Linked DNA regions of Mus musculus: region 1 is linked to region 2. A link is a loop called in an ENCODE intact Hi-C map of the cell type or tissue named here. Cell type or tissue: left cerebral cortex. All regions are shown on one strand. Each heading gives the region's core, and the rest is flanking DNA. Links, peaks and the distances in the headings are about the cores only.

Evidence for each region. A loop is a pair of places that touch in the nucleus more often than their neighbours do. Peaks named below come from ENCODE experiments on the same cell type or tissue, not always from the same donor. Only the 100,000 strongest peaks of a DNase experiment are listed, where the experiment ranks them.
Region 1: it touches region 2 in a loop (2.5-fold over the local background); 7 of 42 quality-filtered maps call a loop at or near these places.

The regions. Positions count from the first base shown.
Region 1 is chr14:123,655,590-123,664,677 of GRCm38, forward strand. It overlaps Itgbl1 (integrin, beta-like 1), which reads left to right and starts at 4,551. Exons shown (of 11, transcript NM_145467.2): 1 at 4,551-4,817; 2 at 5,702-5,919. The coding sequence starts at 4,720. In left cerebral cortex, for the core only: CTCF peaks have their summits at 4,531 and 5,738 (motif pointing left); DNase peaks (open chromatin) are centred at 3,415, 4,582 and 5,720.
Region 2 is chr14:123,367,586-123,376,673 of GRCm38, forward strand. Nalcn (sodium leak channel, non-selective) reads right to left here. Exons shown (of 44, transcript NM_177393.4): 16 at 3,893-4,029; 17 at 2,353-2,494. Among named protein-coding and RNA genes, the nearest start is that of AA536875, 200 kb to the left of the region's middle. In left cerebral cortex, for the core only: a CTCF peak has its summit at 4,129 (motif pointing right); DNase peaks (open chromatin) are centred at 3,555, 3,763, 4,152 and 6,407.

The DNA of each region.
Region 1 (9,088 bases), core at 699-8,698, 290 kb after region 2:
GAGAGAGAGAGAGAGAGAGAGAGAGAGAGAGAGAGAGAGAGAGAGAGAGAGAGGAGAGAGAGAGAGAGAATTTTTTAAAATTAATTAAAAATGAAAAAACAAAACAAAACAAACAAACAAACAAAACACCCCATTTATATTTGAGTTCAAGTCCCTAGAGGAACTCTAGGCTACACAGCACTGAGCTCTACTCCTTCTGCTTACGATATTTCCAGGTCCCCACTCCTTGTGTCATAAGCCAGAGTTAGCACTATTGCCTCATCCTGAATTCTCAGATCTTATAGTCAAGACATATATGTTTAATGCATTTAATACATTAATTGTATATTGATATATAGTAATATTAGAGGATGTCTTTCATGGTGGTAATAAAAGTGTGGAAAAACTCCTAAAATAAAAGTGTATAGCAACTAATAGATTTTTTTCAGGAAATTCTTATGAAAAGAAAGACTGATCATAGTTAAACCAGTAACTGGAGAGAGTCTCAGTCAGTGTGTGCTATTTGAATGAAACCACTATTGTTTTGAAAGCAGAGGTTGTCTAAGTGTGTGATCCTCTCACCAACTTTATCAACTCTGTGATTGATTACTTGTAAAGTGATGTACAGGTGTGTTCATTATACTTTAGAAAGGGTGAGAGAAACACAACATGGTGTCTATAGTGAATTTTACTGTTTGGATAAAAAACTGAGGGTAGAAAAGTTTTTACAGGGGTAGATGTGCTTGTGGAATATACTTGTACTCATGCAGTGCACCAGTGGAATGATCATGGCTGAAGTTAGAGTATCAATACCTTGAAGCTGTAGTTTGTGAGACAGATGTGAAAGACATGGAATGCTTGCCTTTAAGAAGTATAGAATTATTGGGGAAATAAATGTGTAGGCAGTGACCCTGGTAAAGATACTTTCATGCCTTCAAACATTCAAATCCAGCCTGTTGTTTAGGTCATTATTTTAATGACCTCTTCGAATAGCATGGAGTCAAAGGTTAAAGACCCAGGAGCAGCTTTCAAAGATAAGCTGTGCTAGCTTTTTGTCTTCTTGCCAAATTGGCACCATTGTATGGCAAGTACGCTGTCAGCAAGTTTAATTTAGAAGCAAACAGTCTTTTTTTAAAATAATTTTTATTACATATTTTCCTCAATTACATTTCCAATGCTATCCCAAAAGTCCCCCATACCCCTCCCACTCCCCTACCCACCCACTCCCACTTTTTGGCTCTGGCGTTCCCCTGTACTGGGGCATATAAAGTTTGCAAATCCAATGGGCCTCTCTTTCCAGTGATGGCCGACTAGGCCATCTTTTGATACATATGCAGCTAGAGTCAAGAGCTCCGGAGTACGGGTTAGTTCATAATGTTGCACCTACAGGGTTGCAGATCTCTTTAGCTCCTTGAATACTTTCTCTAGCTCCTCCATTGGGGGCCCTGTGATCCATCCATTAGCTGACTGTGAGCATCCACTTATGTGTTAGAAGCAAACAGTCTTAAGGAAACTGTTAAGTCCTTAAATTCTATAGTTTTGTGGCCCAAAGATTTAAGAACGACTGTCAGCTACTGAGAGACTTCCATTCTCTTTGAGTTTGGTTCTACATGCAAGGGTACATGGGTTCTTGCCTTTCTTTATTGCTTTGTGCCATACATGACTCAGGGACTTTCTTCATGTCTCAAGAATTGAGAAACACAGGACATTTATACAAAGCAAAAGAGGTAAGGAAGTGAATATTTAATACTAGGGCAGGAAAAAAAGAAAGTTAATTTGCTTAAAACCACAGCAAATGAAAACTTAACCATTTTATTTTGACAGAGTTTCTGAGGTTCTAAGGCATTTTACTGAGTCACCTTGTCAACCATAACCTAATTTTTGAAGCCTTGTATTGAAATGATTCAAATTTTTAAATCTCCTCAGCCGCCTAGTATATACTGTTTTTACTACACAGTTGCACACTCGCAAAACTGGTAGGGTCCAATGATGCACGTCTGTATTCCAGCTACTTAGGTAGGCGTCAAAGGCAGAAGCATCACATGTTTAAGGCCTGTCAGGATTGTTAGAGTAACAACTGTCAGGACTGTATGATGAGTTCAGGCCAAGACAGTTCACTGAGAATCTATCTTAAAAAAATAAAACACAATAAGGGATGGAGATGTAGCCCAGTGGTAGAGCTTTTGCATAGCATGCTTAAAGCTTTAAGTTCAATCATATATATCCTCATTCTTTGGTTCAAATAAATTTCTTGGGATATTATTTAAATATACTTCATGGTTCAGTTGAACTGGGAGAAGAGCCTAGAAATGTGTATTTCTAATAACGCACACACACACACACACACACACACACACACACACACACACACGAATGCTACATTGAATGAGGGTGAGAAAACAGTAGCCTCAAAACAGCATTTTAATCCACAAAGTAAATATTCAAAATGTTCAAAAATCAGTTCTCCATTTAAAAATGAGTCTTTTTCCCCCTGGTGGGGGGTAGGGAAGCAAAGAGGATAAATAGTACATGCTTCATATTAAAGCTTCTTGTTTTCACTGCAATTTCCTACTCAAGCTTTGAGATAGATGCTTCTCTGTTATTTCATCTTCCCTTCATCTCCAGGGTTCCCTGATGTTTACAGGAAAGCCCATCCACTTGTCTCCATTGTCTTAGGTATGGGTGGGAAGGAATGTAATGCTAACGCCCATGCTGGGAATGGGAAGACCACTGCTATATCGAGACACCCTTAGCCCCAGCCTTGTGTCCTATACATTGCAAGGCATCTCTTTTTCTTTGGTGAAAGCTGATTTCTTGCCGCACCACCGATTCAGTTGGTTTGATGAAGAAGCCCGAAGATGCACATTTCAAGCAAGTTTCCAGGTGGTGCTGATGCTGCTGATCCATGGACCCCACTTGGGAACCAGATTCCCATTCTGTCTCTCAACCACTGAACTCCCCTATCAGCCTCTCTTTAAAACAATCCTTCTCTACGAGATGAGCAGGTCATTTGGTGCAGGGAACCTGCCAACTTGGAACTCAGACTTTTCTTTCTGGGTCATACTCTGGTATGAATATCTCAGAATTCTCTCCTCAGAAAGCCTCTAATAGTACTCCATGTACTGTATACCTATTACAAGTCTATCCCCTGATGGACCTAAGGACTGATAAACGTCAACTCTTTACTGGTGTCCATGCAAAGCTCTTCTTGGTACAGATCTAAGCAAAGAGAGAAACACAAACGTGGTCAAGGGCACTTCTGTTCCTGCTTGCTCTAGCAGCCAGTATTGGGATGTATTGTACCTTTATCCACTTTCGGAAATGCCAGAGGAAATTCTTCCCTGCAGGAGCTTGTGTCTAACTTGAAAGCTTACAAAGCCATGTGTCCTATACATTGATTCCAGGGATCATCAACATCAGAAGACGCCTTTACATATAAAGTGTTCTTCAAGACTTTCCTCCATCTGCACACTCTCCCAGATGGCCATACGGTGTGGGTGACTCTGAGTGAACGCTGAGGTCCTACATGAGTCCCAGTGAATCATCAGTTCATATCTTTGATCTCAGGTTTTATCTTTAAAGTAGCGATAAAATAAAATTGCATCTCTTTTCTCTTCCACCCCCACATTTATCATCGAGGTTAAATCTTCCTTCTTTAGCCTTTCAGCTCAGCTCCTCCCTTCTTAGTTGTGATTGTTACCTGCATCTAATCAGGAAGTAATTTTCCATTGCAATCCCTGGTCCTCTGGAATTGGTGTTTTTGTTTTGATTGACAGTTTACCAGTCCTCTGCCTTCCTGAAAAGGAAGATGTCCCCTTTGTCCTTTGTATGCCTCTTCCATCTGGCACAGAGTCTGGTGCCTGATAGAAGTGTAATTAGCAAAACAATGTGTGATCATTCTCACAATCAGAATTAATATCAGAGGCTGGCGCTGAGTAGGTGACTAAAAAACACTGCTGATTTATTTTTTTTTTTTTTTAGTGCAAATCACACTTTAAACATATATTTTATTTTGTTTCTGCCTACTGAAATCACAGGAAAGAATAGCGTGGATTTGGAACAACTTTAATTTGGACTGTCCAAGTCAAGAAAAAAAAATGTGGCTGCGATAAGAAACTGGCCTGAATAACTGGAAGAAAAAAATACACCTTTTAGACATTTAGGGAATAAAATACCCATGGTTAAAGACAAAGCTTAATAAATACAAAGTTGTGATTGCCAGCTTTGTTCATTTGCATCTCTCAAGCCGCCAATGGGGCTTCTTTTAATACTGCTGGTGGAGGCGATTCCTTTCCGTGTTTACCATAGCCCTCCCCTTCCTTTTCACAATTCAGGAATTATTTTAACGGTGCCTTTCCAATCAGCCAGTCCAAATATCCTCTTGTTAAATATTTCGGGGGCCTGTACTTGAAGAAAGACAAGATTTTCTCAAATCTGTGAACAGGACACTTTTTTAAAATGTCAAAATAAACCATCTGCTTGTACAACTGTTTCTAATTACTTCCCTGCCTAGACTCTCCACTGGAGGAGTTTGGCACCCGCACCCCGCCCAAAGCGGATCCACTGCCCAAGTCTTCGCAGGCAACTGAGCTTCCAGGAGGAGCCCAGAACCTGTGAGCTCCGCTATCCCAAGTCCTTCTGCCTGGACATCTGCTGGTGACACTTCCTCCTGCTGCCTCGGGTGGAAGCCCCACCTAGCAGCAGTGCAGCTGGTCTGCCCTCCCTCCTGCAGAGCTCAGCATGCATCCTCCAGGCTTCAGGAACTTCTTGTTGCTGGTGTCCTCCCTTCTCTTCATTGGGCTGTCAGCTGCTCCTCAAAGCTTCTTACCATCTCTGAGGTAAGTTTGGTTTATTGTTGTTTGAGACACACCTGCCCTGCCGTGGGTAGCAGAATTCAAGCTTACAGATGACTGTCACAAGCCAAGAGCAGTTACTAAGTGGGACGTTAGATTAACAGTTTTCAACCTGTTCTGCCTTTTCTTTCCTTATATCTAACTTTAATGTTGCTTCATAATCTGTTCATTCACTTTTCCTTTGGAAAATTACTCATTGAATAAAGCGGATATCATTTCTCCCCCTGCAAATACATGTTAGGGTTTTTTTGTTTTTGTCGTTACTTTTACTTACCTCAAGTCAAAGATGTACTTATGCACACTTGTCTGATCCCATAGCCTGTAAGGCAGTCTTCTTTCCACTTTTTAATATAGCACCCGCTTGATGGCCCTGTCACACCTTGCATTGCATTTTGAAAAAGGCAACAAGTTCCATTCCAACTTTTAAAACATAGACTACTTAATGTCTGCTTCAAGTATAATTTAAAAGCATTACTTCCTACCATATGTATGATACATTAAACTTTTTCTATACATTCCTCTCTTTATTTTTACCAAGTAATCTCCCTCTAGCTATTAGATAGCAATGAGCGCTTTTTAAAGAGAAAGAACAAAAAGCCAGCCAAGGATCATACTTCAGACTAATTTGCATTTAATCAAAATGTGCATTTAAGATTCAGTGGCAATCCGCCAAGGAGCAAGAGGCCGTCGCCTCTGTCTACTGGAAGGTGCTATTTTTAGTCGTGTTTAAAACAACCTTTCAGAGGCTTGCTTGGCCCACAGAGAAATGAGGCTGCAGGCCTCTTCTCCACCGAGTGTGGGCTGGGAGTAGAAGGGGCGGGGTCTGTGTCTGACTGTGGCCTAGCTGTGGCCTTTCTTATCTCCTGCAGAAGCCTGTCGGGCGCCCCCTGCAGGCTGTCCCGGGCAGAGTCCGAACGCAGATGTCGTGCACCTGGGCAGCCCCCAGGGAGCGCTCTGTGCCATGACCGTGGCCGGTGCGAGTGTGGGGTCTGCATCTGTCACGTGACCGAACCTGGCACCTACTTCGGTCCACTGTGTGAGTGCCATGAGTGGATATGCGAGACCTACGACGGGAAAACCTGTGCAGGTAATGCAGAGGCGCTGTTTGTTCCCTAGGGAGTCACCTGCATCCAGTTATTACTATCAGAGGTCATGCTTCTATGAATTTTTGGCATCATTTATTACAATATTTCTTTTCTTCTGGGACTCTCACTTAAGTGAAAACTATAAATATAAGCCTATATTATATGCTTATAAAATATAATAACAAACATATATGTATATATAAATATATTAGATATAAACATATATTGAAATATATATATAAATATGTATTATATATACATACTTACATTCTACATTTCACTTGCCTCTCCTGTGGCTCCTAATCATGGACTTGATTCTTCACAGCCTCACAACTAGAGTTACCTTGATGGACTCCCTTACCCCTCTCAGACATGTTACCTATCATATTTGAAGATTCTGATCCTCATTTTATAGACAATATAGGGAAGCAGGCAGGTTGCATCTTTGAGCTCTACTTTGCCTTTCATTTTTAGGGTGTGCTTCACAGAGAGATAGAGAGGAACATATCTAAAACCATGATAGAAAAAAAATTACCAAGTCACATATTTACTTGGATACATTTTGTTTTAACTGCTTGGAATTCTGAGCTGTTGTTTGTCTTGCACACTTGTAAGCATAACTCTTTTTTTTTTCTTTGAAGATATAGTTCAAGTTCATCAGAAAGCATCACTGAAAAGGGTCAGAACCTTTAACTTCTTTAACAGTTTTGTGTAACTGGGCCATTTAACTGTGGCTATGAGCCTGCCTCAGTTAATTTATCCTGACCAATACAGGAACCTCACTAGCAAAGCCAGAATGATATGTGCCAAACTGGGCTTGGCTGATGAGTAGGAAAACAAAGCAAGTTATTTTACCCTTGAGTCTGCTAGAACTAAGGTGTCCAACAATAACATCAAGAGATCAAAACTAAATTTATAGCAGCAATGTTTTCCCTCTGAACCTGGACCTAAGAGTACACTGGGAGAGTTCTAATAATTAGGTTGTATGAGACTTGAAAAAGTGATACTGGAAGGTTCTCAGAGGAGCATGGGTGCTTCTAGGTGGCTTGTCTGTGAGATCTCGTGAGTGCTGTGACTCAGCCCTGGTCATAGAACTACAATAGCTTCAAGCTTGAATCATTAGGAGTGTCTCCTTGGAATGAAAGCAAAGCTTTATCTGCATTTCATTCCAAATTCAACAATCACCCAGTCTGTAACCATACTTTTGGATACTTTATTGGGTTCTTTTTAATCTACCTTCCTACTCCACCCTTATCCTTTCCAACATCCCAACACTAGGCAGGAGAAAAAGAAGGATAAAGGAGAAACAGAGCATTCCTGCTGATTAGAGGCATCTAGTTCCTTGGGGCAAGTTTGAACTTTGTTGTCAGGATATCCAATTTCTCCTACTTATTTCTTTGCTTACAGCCACATCGACACTGGAGCAGCAACATCCTCTCTCAGGGGTCTGGCATTTTTGGACCCTCTGAAGAGTCCCCAGAATTTCAAATGTAATCTATCTTCAGATGGTAAAATCATGCCCCTTCCTGAGCATGCAACAAATCATAGGTATCTGCTATGATCAGTCTGAAGCATTCCCATATCCCATACCTGGAATTAAAACAAAAACATATTCCCAAAACATTTTTGTGTTTTTAAAGAGAGCAAAATTCTCATTATACCAGCCTCTCTGGTTTTATTGTCTCTGGCAAGGCCTTCAAAATGGTATGTTTTGAAGAAAAAAAAAAAAGTCAATCCAGGGCTTTCAGTGTTCTTGTTTGATTAAAAAAAATATAGTGGTGAGATCTAGCTTTTAGCTAGTAAAACTAGCAATGATGGCTGAATGCCATCCCATAAGCTTCCCTGCTAAGGGTCCTGGCTGGTACCTTGCTGTGAATCTGGCTTGTGATGCTGTGGGTTTTGGAGTTCCTTCTTCTTCCTTGAAGGAACTGGTTGTTTACTTATAACATCTTAGTCACTGAATTCCTTCCTTCTTGATACTAAACACAGGACCAAGTCACATGTTTTCTGTGCCTTTCTGTAAATGGCAAAGTCCTTGTTTGTTCACAGCTGAGTGAAATATTTGTGTGCTTTTGACATTTTTACTTTGCAGAGGGATGCATGCACTACTGGCGGCCACTGAAATTTTCCTTTAGGGTCTTCTATGGTATCTGGCCCTGACACTGCTGTGAGCACATTTGCCAGGCCCAGAAAGAATTTGCACATGAAGCCCAGAGCTGCCTTGACAACTCATCCTCCTGTTCTGCGCTTTCAGATTTAGCTTCTTCATCCTATTTTCAATTTCACAATTAGTATGAAAATCTGGTAAAATAATTTTGGTTTTGTTTGTTTGTTTTGTGAATCCATCTGACATTTGACTTGATATACCCCTGCAAGTCCTTTGTGGAAAATAATAGACAGAGACTTCCTTTTGATTTTGAGGAAAACAAATCCTGCCCTTGAACATAACAGTTAGAGTATATAATCTGTCAGAAAATTTTAGACTTCAAATCTTAGTCCATCTACTATTTGAAATTGGATGTTACTTAAACATCTAAACCTTCATTTCTTCATCTGAAAGGAAATAGAAATCTTTAAGAAGCATTTAGTTTATTTTATGTGTATGATATTTTGCTGCAGGTTTGCATGACTATGTGTATTTCTGGTTCCTGAAAAGCTCGGAGGCAGGTGTCCAGTCACCTGGAAATGGAGGTATAGATGGTTGTAAGCTACCATGTGGTTGCTTGGAACTAATTTAGGTCTTTTGTAAGAGTAACAGTTGCTTTTCATAACTGAGCCATCTCTCCAATCCCACAATATGAGCATCTTATAGGATCAACAATAATGATCTTATAGGATTGTTGTAAAGTTTAATGTGTATAAAACGTTTCATGTAGTGTCTGACATGAAGTGAATGCTCAATGCATACTAATGTTTTGATGTGTATCGAATTGTGGGTGGACAGGTAAAAAGATAAATAGGTAGATCTGGCCTTATGAATTGTTGGGTATTGTGGCAGAGATTAATTTAATTTTCTTTCTGTAGTCAGGGCCTGTTATTGATTTGAGGCTCAAAAGGTCAAGCAAGGATAGCAATTTTGGCCTAGCCTCAAAACATCTGCATTATGCACAGTCTGCCCTTTTAAATCATAGTCAGTTAGGATTCTTATACTGTGAATCATAAGAACTGTGC
Region 2 (9,088 bases), core at 393-8,392:
ACAAAGACTCTAAAACAGAGATGAGAAATCCTAAGTATTTATAAACAGCTCCAGAAACAGATGGAAGATGCTGCTGCACACAGTGGATCTAGAAAGGAAGAAGTCTAATTTCCTACCACTAAAATAGGGCCAAAAGTTGAAGGCTAGTTACATGGTAACCTGATTAATTTTTTTCAATATGGTATAAACCTAGATACACCTAGGAAGAAGGAACTTCAGTCGAAGAGTTGCTTCCATCAAATTGGCCTGTGAACATGGATGGCTGTGAGGCATTTTCTCGATTATAATCGACGTAGGAGGCTCCTGCTCACTGTGGATAGTGCCACTCTTGCGGGGTGTGAGCCCAGGCAATGTAAAAAAAGCTATCCAGAGGGAACAAGACAGTAAGCAGTTTTCTTCCCCAGTTGAAGTTCCTGCCTTGAGTTCCTACCCTCCTTGCTGGATTATAACCTATCAGATGAAATAAGCCCCTTACTCCTCACTTTGTTTTCGGTAATGGTGTTTACCACAGCAACAGAAAACAAATTAGGACACATGGTAACACAGGTAGTGCTCACTCCTAGGATCAGCTGATGAGACCTGGAGGTAGATATGCATTCTACTTCGCAGCTTTAGCTCAGGTTAGAATAAATATCATGAGAGAACCCTCCCAACTATAGTTTTTCTGTGTAAGGTCTACCAGATGGAGATGAGATGAAGAGAAACACATGGCTATCTATAATGGTCTTGTTTAACAGACAAGATGGGTCTTAATCAACTCTAGAGGCTGGGGGATAACTGTCACCTTCAAAATCTTGGTCCAAGATAAATAATATGGATGGCACCCAGGGTTCAATGGCTCTGGTAAGCTAAAGAGCAGCCACACTCACAAAATGTTATGAAGAAAACAAGAAGTAGCATTTTAAGCTCTGATAGTCTAAACTAAATAGTAGATGGTGGAGCAGCTTGGGTAAACAGAGACTCCCCTCTGCTACACCCCTCCCTGACACCTGCCAACATGCTTGTTTCCTTTCCTCAACAAATGATGGGCATCCTACCCAGGAATTGTGAAAACTTCATATTCTCTTTTAAGGAAGAGGTTGATTTGCAGTTTTCTGTGGGAAAGTGTTCCTAATGATTAGAAAGTATGTCCTGGTTTTGTCACACTGGGTATTTGGGGGACATCAGCTTTTTTTTTTTTTTTGTCTTTCTCTTGGATGCAGGTAGTCATAACCCTAGCATAGTCAGGGTGAGGAGAAGGCCACTTCACCTCTGGCTTATAGTCAAGTTTGGAAACATAATGAAACAAATTCAATACACTAAGACAAAACCAATCTGCTTTCTAGAAATGCAAAATGTAACTGCAGACTGTCCTGGACTAGGTTACCGTTTCTCCAAACATTTTTCCTGTGTCTACTTGGGCTGTTGTTTCTTTACCTGTTTATGGTACTGACTGGGAAGTATAGATACCATAGGGTCTTATTTCAAGCAAGCAAAATCAAGAACCAACTAAAAGAAGTTAAAAGTACCACACATATGGCATAATCTCTCACTACACAAATGAAAGCAAATATGGTATCATCTAAAGTCAATTTTGTGACCACAAAAAAAAAAAAAACCAGGTAGGGGGAAAACAAAATATTAATGCCAAGGACAAAAGTAGAGACAGTAATTGACAGGGAGAAAGGCAGTCCTAAAATGGATATGCCACACTTAAACAAGTCATAGGTGGAATGTCCTTGTGTAAGTGTCTTATTTTGAAAAATCTCCCTTCCCAGTTGGTGAAATTTTGATGAGAAAGGACAGAGAAGGTATATACTAATAAAATTTTTGAGCCCCAAGAATGCAGACAACATCTCACAGGCTTTCCCCAAAGAAAATGAAATCTAACCAACCAGATACAAACCTAATTATTTTCAACTGACAAAAAATAAATGAATGAAAAAAAAAAGAGAAGACATTAGCAACAGAGTGTTCTCTACAAGAATGAGGAATGAGATCTGAGAATGGTGAAGAGAAAATAAATGAGGGAAAGTTCTTTAAAATGAAGAGACATAGCACAAAGGCAATAATCATTGACATAACCTAGGGCAAGATGACTAAGACAGAGGACACAATACATATCAGCTCTGTGGGGTAGAGGAGGGTCAGGAGAGCCTGGACAGGAGCAAGTTGGCATTCGAGTTTTTAACATAATAGAAATATGAATTACATCACAAACAATATGTACATATATACACATACACCTATCTATTTATTATTTTCTTCTCTATTCCCTACAGACTTAGGAATTGAGGACTCTAAATAATTGTGCCACATTTTTCTCTAACATGTGCTTTAGAGGGGTTTGGTGATGGAGACAGTGGTTCTTACTTTTTGATCAATGTATTTGTTGTCTTCAGCTGTGGGCTTCTTGGGGTTGTCACATGATGAGGAAGAGGTAGAGGGGAGGATTCTGAAGAGACAGCAGGTGTCCTGTTGCTGGCGGTCAATGAACTGCTTCATGAAGCTTTCCCTTTGTGAATGAAGCACACAGATCAGGGTTACTCAGGAAGTAGAATGGGAGGTGGCATTTCAGAGACAATGAAGCAGTGCAGAAGATCACAAAAATAAAGATGTGTCATACCAAGGGCGATGGTTGGATTTAATTATCAAATTATTTAACTTAGGGAAAAAGCTTCCTGAATCCTTGCAAACTCCTGTTTAAAGACATAATGTCCCTGAAATAGCTTAAAAGCAAGGGTTTCTAATAATTGATGGTGTGATTTGAATCCTACCGTGGTAATGAGATACTTTATTTTCTCCCTACTACTTGAAAGAATTAATTCATCTTTTCAAACTTCTATTCATCATAAAAGTCCTTGAGAGATAATTTTACATTTAAAGACTCAAAAGGAAAAGACTTCATCTGATCACCAAAATATGAAAAATTTAAATAACATTAATGCAAGTAAACAAAGAAAGCAACTTAAAATCAGAAAAAGAAATGCTGTCATGTGCAACTTGGCTACAATTTGGTCACCAATAGGCTGCATGCAAATGGTGGCCCCATAAGATTGCATTGTACACCCAGTAATGCAGTAAGCATCACCATCTGCATCAACATATCTGATGTTGATAAAACCATGAAAATGTCCAGAACTCTCTCCAGGCATTAAGTGACATGATCCTCTTTTTCTATTGGAGTTTCAAGTGTTTGGCATTGCACCTAATCTCAACCTTCCCTAATCCCTCACCAAGATGTTTAAAGATAAATAAGTGAATAAATTTTAAAAAAATGGAAAAGTCTATATGATTTCATGATTGTACCTGGAGCCTTTTGAGTTATCATTGGAAGACTTTCCTCCAATTATTAAAAGCAGGAAGTTCCAAGCACCTTAAGAATGCATTTGTTTAGCAGGAAGGCAAAGCTAGTGCAAACTGAATCAGTGTGGGTGTAAATGTTAAGGTTCTTTTAACCAGTGGGAGGCAGATTACACTGTGACCAGATGGCCATATAAGCCAATGCTGCTGTAACAAAGACACCTTCCAGAGCTGCCTGCCTGATGTATTTAGAGATAAAGTGCTCACATCGAAGTCTGTCCTCTTTCCCTCTGAGCAAAGTTCACCTTGTCTATGCCTAGGAGGTCTAATGACTGAAAAGTCCACCTTGTCTATACCTAGGAGGTCTCATGACCAAAAAGTCTTCAGATGGAGGCGGGGACACAAGCTTGTGTCTCACTTGCTTCTTCTCTGAAGGGATGACTCATGGAACTCAAAGGCTTTGTACCACAAAGGCAGGGAGAAGAACAGGAGATAACAATTTCAAACACAACCCCAAACCTACCCACGTGCCAGTCTGAAAGAAGGCTGAGGTTAACTTAGATGGTAAGCCACGTTGTGAAGAGATACAGTCAACGAAACAATCTGATACCTGATTTTAGGAACTGTAAAATCTGAAGGAAGTTTTGAGATTTTCACCATTTGCGGTCTGTTTGGAAATTTTTCGAAGATTCTCAAGCGCAAAGGGAGTTTTTCTTTGGTGTCCGCGTTCGCTTCACTTTGCTTTAGCTAAAGGGTGGGGTGGGGGAGAAGAAAATTGAATCCCATTGTAATGAACAATTTCAGACTTGGGAGAATAACATGTAATTACACATATCGCCGCTAGATGGAAGAAAAGACCCACCATGCACATCACCCAGCGGTCCCAGAGATTGTTCACTGAGTCCTAAAACTGAGTTCAGGGAAGGACAAAAGTTAAGAACAAACTAAACCAATTTAAAATAAAATTCAAAGGAAGGTTTTTGTTGTTGTTGTTGTTGTTGTACTCTCAATGACAAGTCTCCTTTCACCCCACACACAACATCTTTAGCTTTTACTTACAATTAAACATTTGGATTTATTTTATGCACAGGCAGACTTGCTTATCTCCTTAGCTAACTGAAGGGGATGTATTTACATCTGCACAAATTTGATTTCTTGTAAGCCAAGGTTTATCTGGGGCAGACGTGGAACTAAGAATCAATAACTGGCTTGAATCCAGTCCATGCTTTCTTATCTTCCTCCTTCCAATGCTGGCTTTTCCTGTGACTTCTCTTCACTCTTTACTGCCTCTTAAGACGAACCACTCTGTGTATTGCAGTGAATCTTTCTTCCCTGTTTCCTATCCCTCTCCAAACTATAACACTGGTCTTACTAACTCCAAACGGGTTAAGAGAGCATCAAAGCCTCTTGTGTAATGTGGGCTTTCTTTCTTTCTTTCTTTCTTTCCTTCCTTCCTTCCTTCCTTCCTTCCTTCCTTCCTTCCTTCCTTCCTTCCTTCCTTCCTTCTTTCTTTCTTTCCTTCCTTCCTTCCTTCCTTTCTTTTTTTTTTCCATTTTTTATTAGGTATTTAGCTCATTTACATTTCCAATGCTATACCAAAAGTCACCCATACCCACCCACCCCCACTCCCCTACCCACCCACTCCCCCTTTTTGGCCCTGGCGTTCCCCTGTACTGAGGCATATAAAGTTTGCGTGTCCAATAGGCCTCTCTTTCCAGTGATGGCCGACTAGGCCATCTTTTGATACATATGCAGCTTTCAAATTTCAAAGTTTAGATCAGGAAATTATCAGTCAGTAGAAGCCCAGAAAAATTTTGCTAATCAGAAGGGACGGGTGAGATGATGATGATGATGATGATGATGATGATGATGATGATGATGATGATGATGATGATGATAGTAAAGCTCTAGCATCCAAGGTCACAAAACAAAGAGCACAGAAATCTCCATGGCATGAGAGTAATCTGAAAAGTAACTCTGTACATCAATGAAAGCTTATGAAGAAGTAACTGACTTCTAATGGGCCACTGATACACAACTGGTGAAAATTTGCGAGTGGTAAGTAGGGGCCAGAAGGAAAGAAAAAGCTGCTGACTTATTAAGACCGACCAGAGAGCAAGGCAATCCGTGATAGCAGGCCAGAGACGGATGAGATTGATAGTGTAGGTAGGAGCTTGCTCAATTGCATTTACTGACTCATTTGTTTAGATATTTGTGCTGTCACTTCTAGAACCAATCCAGGGAGCCAGATCCCGTGCAAAATTCTGAGGCTATAAAAATCAAAGGGCGCCTGCCTTTCCCCCCGACCCAGCTCATATCACAACCCACTGGATAGTTGAATAGACAATTACCTAGAAAGATAATGTGACCAATTACCTAGAAAGATAAAGAAAGATAAAGAGATGTGACCAGAGTGCTTGGGAACCCAAGGCAAGAAATGAGAAAAAAATAAACCATGGTATTATTTCTCCCACACTGACAGACCTCCCAGGCTGCAGTGTGTGATTCTTGTCTCCACTTCTTGGGGGCGGGGTCTAAGCTATGTGGACTGAATTGTGTTTTCTGCTAGGGTGAGACACAGTGGTAAAGTGTATGTCAGTCAGAGCATCTCATCAAAATGAGAATCCTGAGATCTCCCTAAAACCATCTCCATCTGTTGACTCCTTTCATCCTCACCAGAACCTGACTGGACCTTCACAAGCCCTGTTAGGGTTCTCTACCTCCATGTTAGCTCCTTATCACCTATTCCTGCATTTTGTGGTTACAAAAATCTCAATCTTAAAACCTATCTGTTGTTACTCCAATACAAAAAAATAAAAATAAAATAAAGAGGTCAAAACCTTCCATTTGGACTCAAAGTCTCATTTCCTTTCTCTCCACCTGTCTAGCTTTAGTTATCTGGGTGTCCACATCACATCCTCTTGAGACCCCCACAAGCATAGCCCTTCATTCCTGCTGCATCCTGTTGCCCCATCTCTACTTCCTTAAACTTCATGAACTTCTACTTGTTCTTGGGATTTTAGGTTCTCGCATAGTTTTTCAGAGGATCTTTTTTTAGGAGCTCACATGATGTTGAGCTGGGACATAGAATGTGGCTGTTCATATGGATCGAGGCAGTGAGAAATCTTCAGTTTCTTGATGTTCAATCTAGTACATGTTTTAACAGTTTTCTAGGCTGCTGCAGCAGTTATCAAAAGACTGGTAGCTCTGTGAATCAGAAGCCATGAACCCCTCCAGCGTCAATGAATTAATTTCTGAATCAAGGCTTCCTGTGAGCGCTGAGGGCTCACTACATCTTGACTTCCTGTGATTCTCTGTAGTGTTGTGGCTCGTTCTTCCAACCTTATTTGAATGTCAAATGCCTTCTTCTCAGTGTTTGTTCTGAATCTCCCTCCATTTCTCCAATAAGGAATGTAAACATCAGATGATCCCTGACACACCTCATCCAGAATGATTAGCCGTTTATTTCTGCAAAAGCCCAATATTCCAGGAATGTCTTGTTCTGAAGCTCAGTAGGTTTGGGGGAAAATTGTTAAATGCACCATTCACATTATCATTGTAAGGAATTTTGTTTCACATAAGATATGTCAAGCACTTTCTCCAAGAGTATGAGGCCTGGGCGGCTGGGAAACTGGTGGGGTTTGTTTCTTCACATTCATCCTGTGTCCTGGGACAGTAGTTAACATGAAGTCAGAGGAAAAAAAAAACTGTTACCAAATAAATGACACTAAGTGGGTGATAGAGAGAGATTCCGTCACAGATTTTGTAGAAACAAAAGAAAGCCTGGTAGAGTGAACAGAAGTATAGACAGTATCTATGTGTTAATTGGGCAGCTAATTTTTTTTTTAGGTAGCATGTAAGAACTCTCCATTTGCAAAATGGAATGAAATTAGATTCTTGCAGCATTTAGCTGATCATGATGTTTGTCACTGAAAAGCTGATGAATGTTTGGACCATGTTTGTCAAGGGCATGATGGTAATATATCAAATTAAAGCTAACCAAGCCCTAGAATACAGTGATCAATACAGTAGACTAATACTATTTTGTAAAATCTCCTTGCTTTCACGTTTTTAAAATGGATCTTGTAGAATTCTAATTTGCATTAGGGTATATTAATATTCCCAAGAGCACTTAAGCTCCTTCAGGGCAGGATTCCACTTTTAAATTTCCTTTCATAGCACCTCCCAGAGAGTGAAAATAGAATATGGTCAGGAACAAATTGAAGCTCAGCAGGAGTTGGTCATTGAACCACAACACTACAAAGAGCAAAGCTCTTCTGAATAACTCAGAAGGTTCTCTGTGTTATTGAAAATCTTCCTTTTGAATGGTGAGAACCAGGGATGCTCAGATATACAGTTGGGTCAGGAGAGAACAGAGGGAGTGGCAGCTCGAAAAGAGGACATCGAGTTGCCTCCTATGAGCAGGAACAGCCCCTTTCCAGAAGTTCCATGAGTTCCTTCTTTTCCTATACACCTCCATGGGCCTGTTGTGGAAGGAGTGTGTATACCACAGCCATGCCTTCATCTCTATGGCAATGACATTTGTGCATCCAGACTACAGCCCACCCAAATGCCTATCAATAGAACAGAAAAACAAACTGTGGTCTATTTAGACACTTGAAATGCATGAGGTGCAGCCTAATAAAAATGTAGTCAGATTTTATACTGCAATATTGAGGGCAGGAAATCAGACATAACAAAAGAACATATATTGGAAGACAAGCTTGTAAGGTCCACAAATAGACAACATTAATCTATATTGCTAATTTCCAGTGAGATCAGTGTTCCAGGGGCAGGTTGAAAACAATGGTGAGACAGGTTTCTAACATGAAGTTGTCTTGGTATGTTTAGTTTGGGTGTATTATGTTTGTAAACATCAGCAAATGGTCTTACCCTATGTTTATTTCAGTCCACTTAAAAGTGGACAGTTGATACATTTAAACAAAGTCATATAACTCCTATTTTATCACCATTATAACTTTTATCATTCTGCCATCCCCAGAGCACAAGCCTGACCAAGACAAAAAACACAAGAAAAAGAAAAAAGGAACAAGATAGGAAATGGACCTGGTCATCTGGGGTGGGGGGCATTCTGGGGGTGGGGCAGATCAAGGTCACCAAGATCAGATAAAAGCAACTTCATGGCATTTGAAACCACTCACAAAGATACTTAAAATTCGGTGAAATGATTATCTACCTCTCATCCTAACCTTTTATTCTCTCTCTCCCAGGCATATTTTCTAAAAGCAAATATTCTTTGATACAGATGAATGGCTACAATCAATAAAAGGCCTATATATGAATTTATGATCATTAAACTATCCCCCCTCCAAAGCAAGTCTTTTAAAAATAAAGTAATTATAATTGTAAATGTTCATTAAAATGTAAAAGATCCAAAGTCTGGAGACAAAGGTAATATAGAGGATGCTAAGACTTTCCTCTTCCTGTTGAAGAATCTAATGTAAAGAATGGCACACAGGAGGGAGTTGATAATGGCTTCAACTGAACAAGAAGTCTGTCTGCACCCCACAGATCAGATGATAGCTCTGTGACAGGCTCACACAGCAAAGGAGGGAAAAGTGCATATGCAAAAGATAAATTACAATCAGAAAAAGAAATAAATTTCAAACCTTGAGCTTTTAAGAAACACACACACACACACACACACACACACACACACACATCTAAGCTGTGTTCTTCTGCAGCTCGGCATCTGTCGTGCTGCGATATCACTGCTGGCATTGGGGAGCTGAAAGTATCTGCTTTTCCAGTCCTCTCAAGAGAGTTCAGGCATAATTGCGCTGCA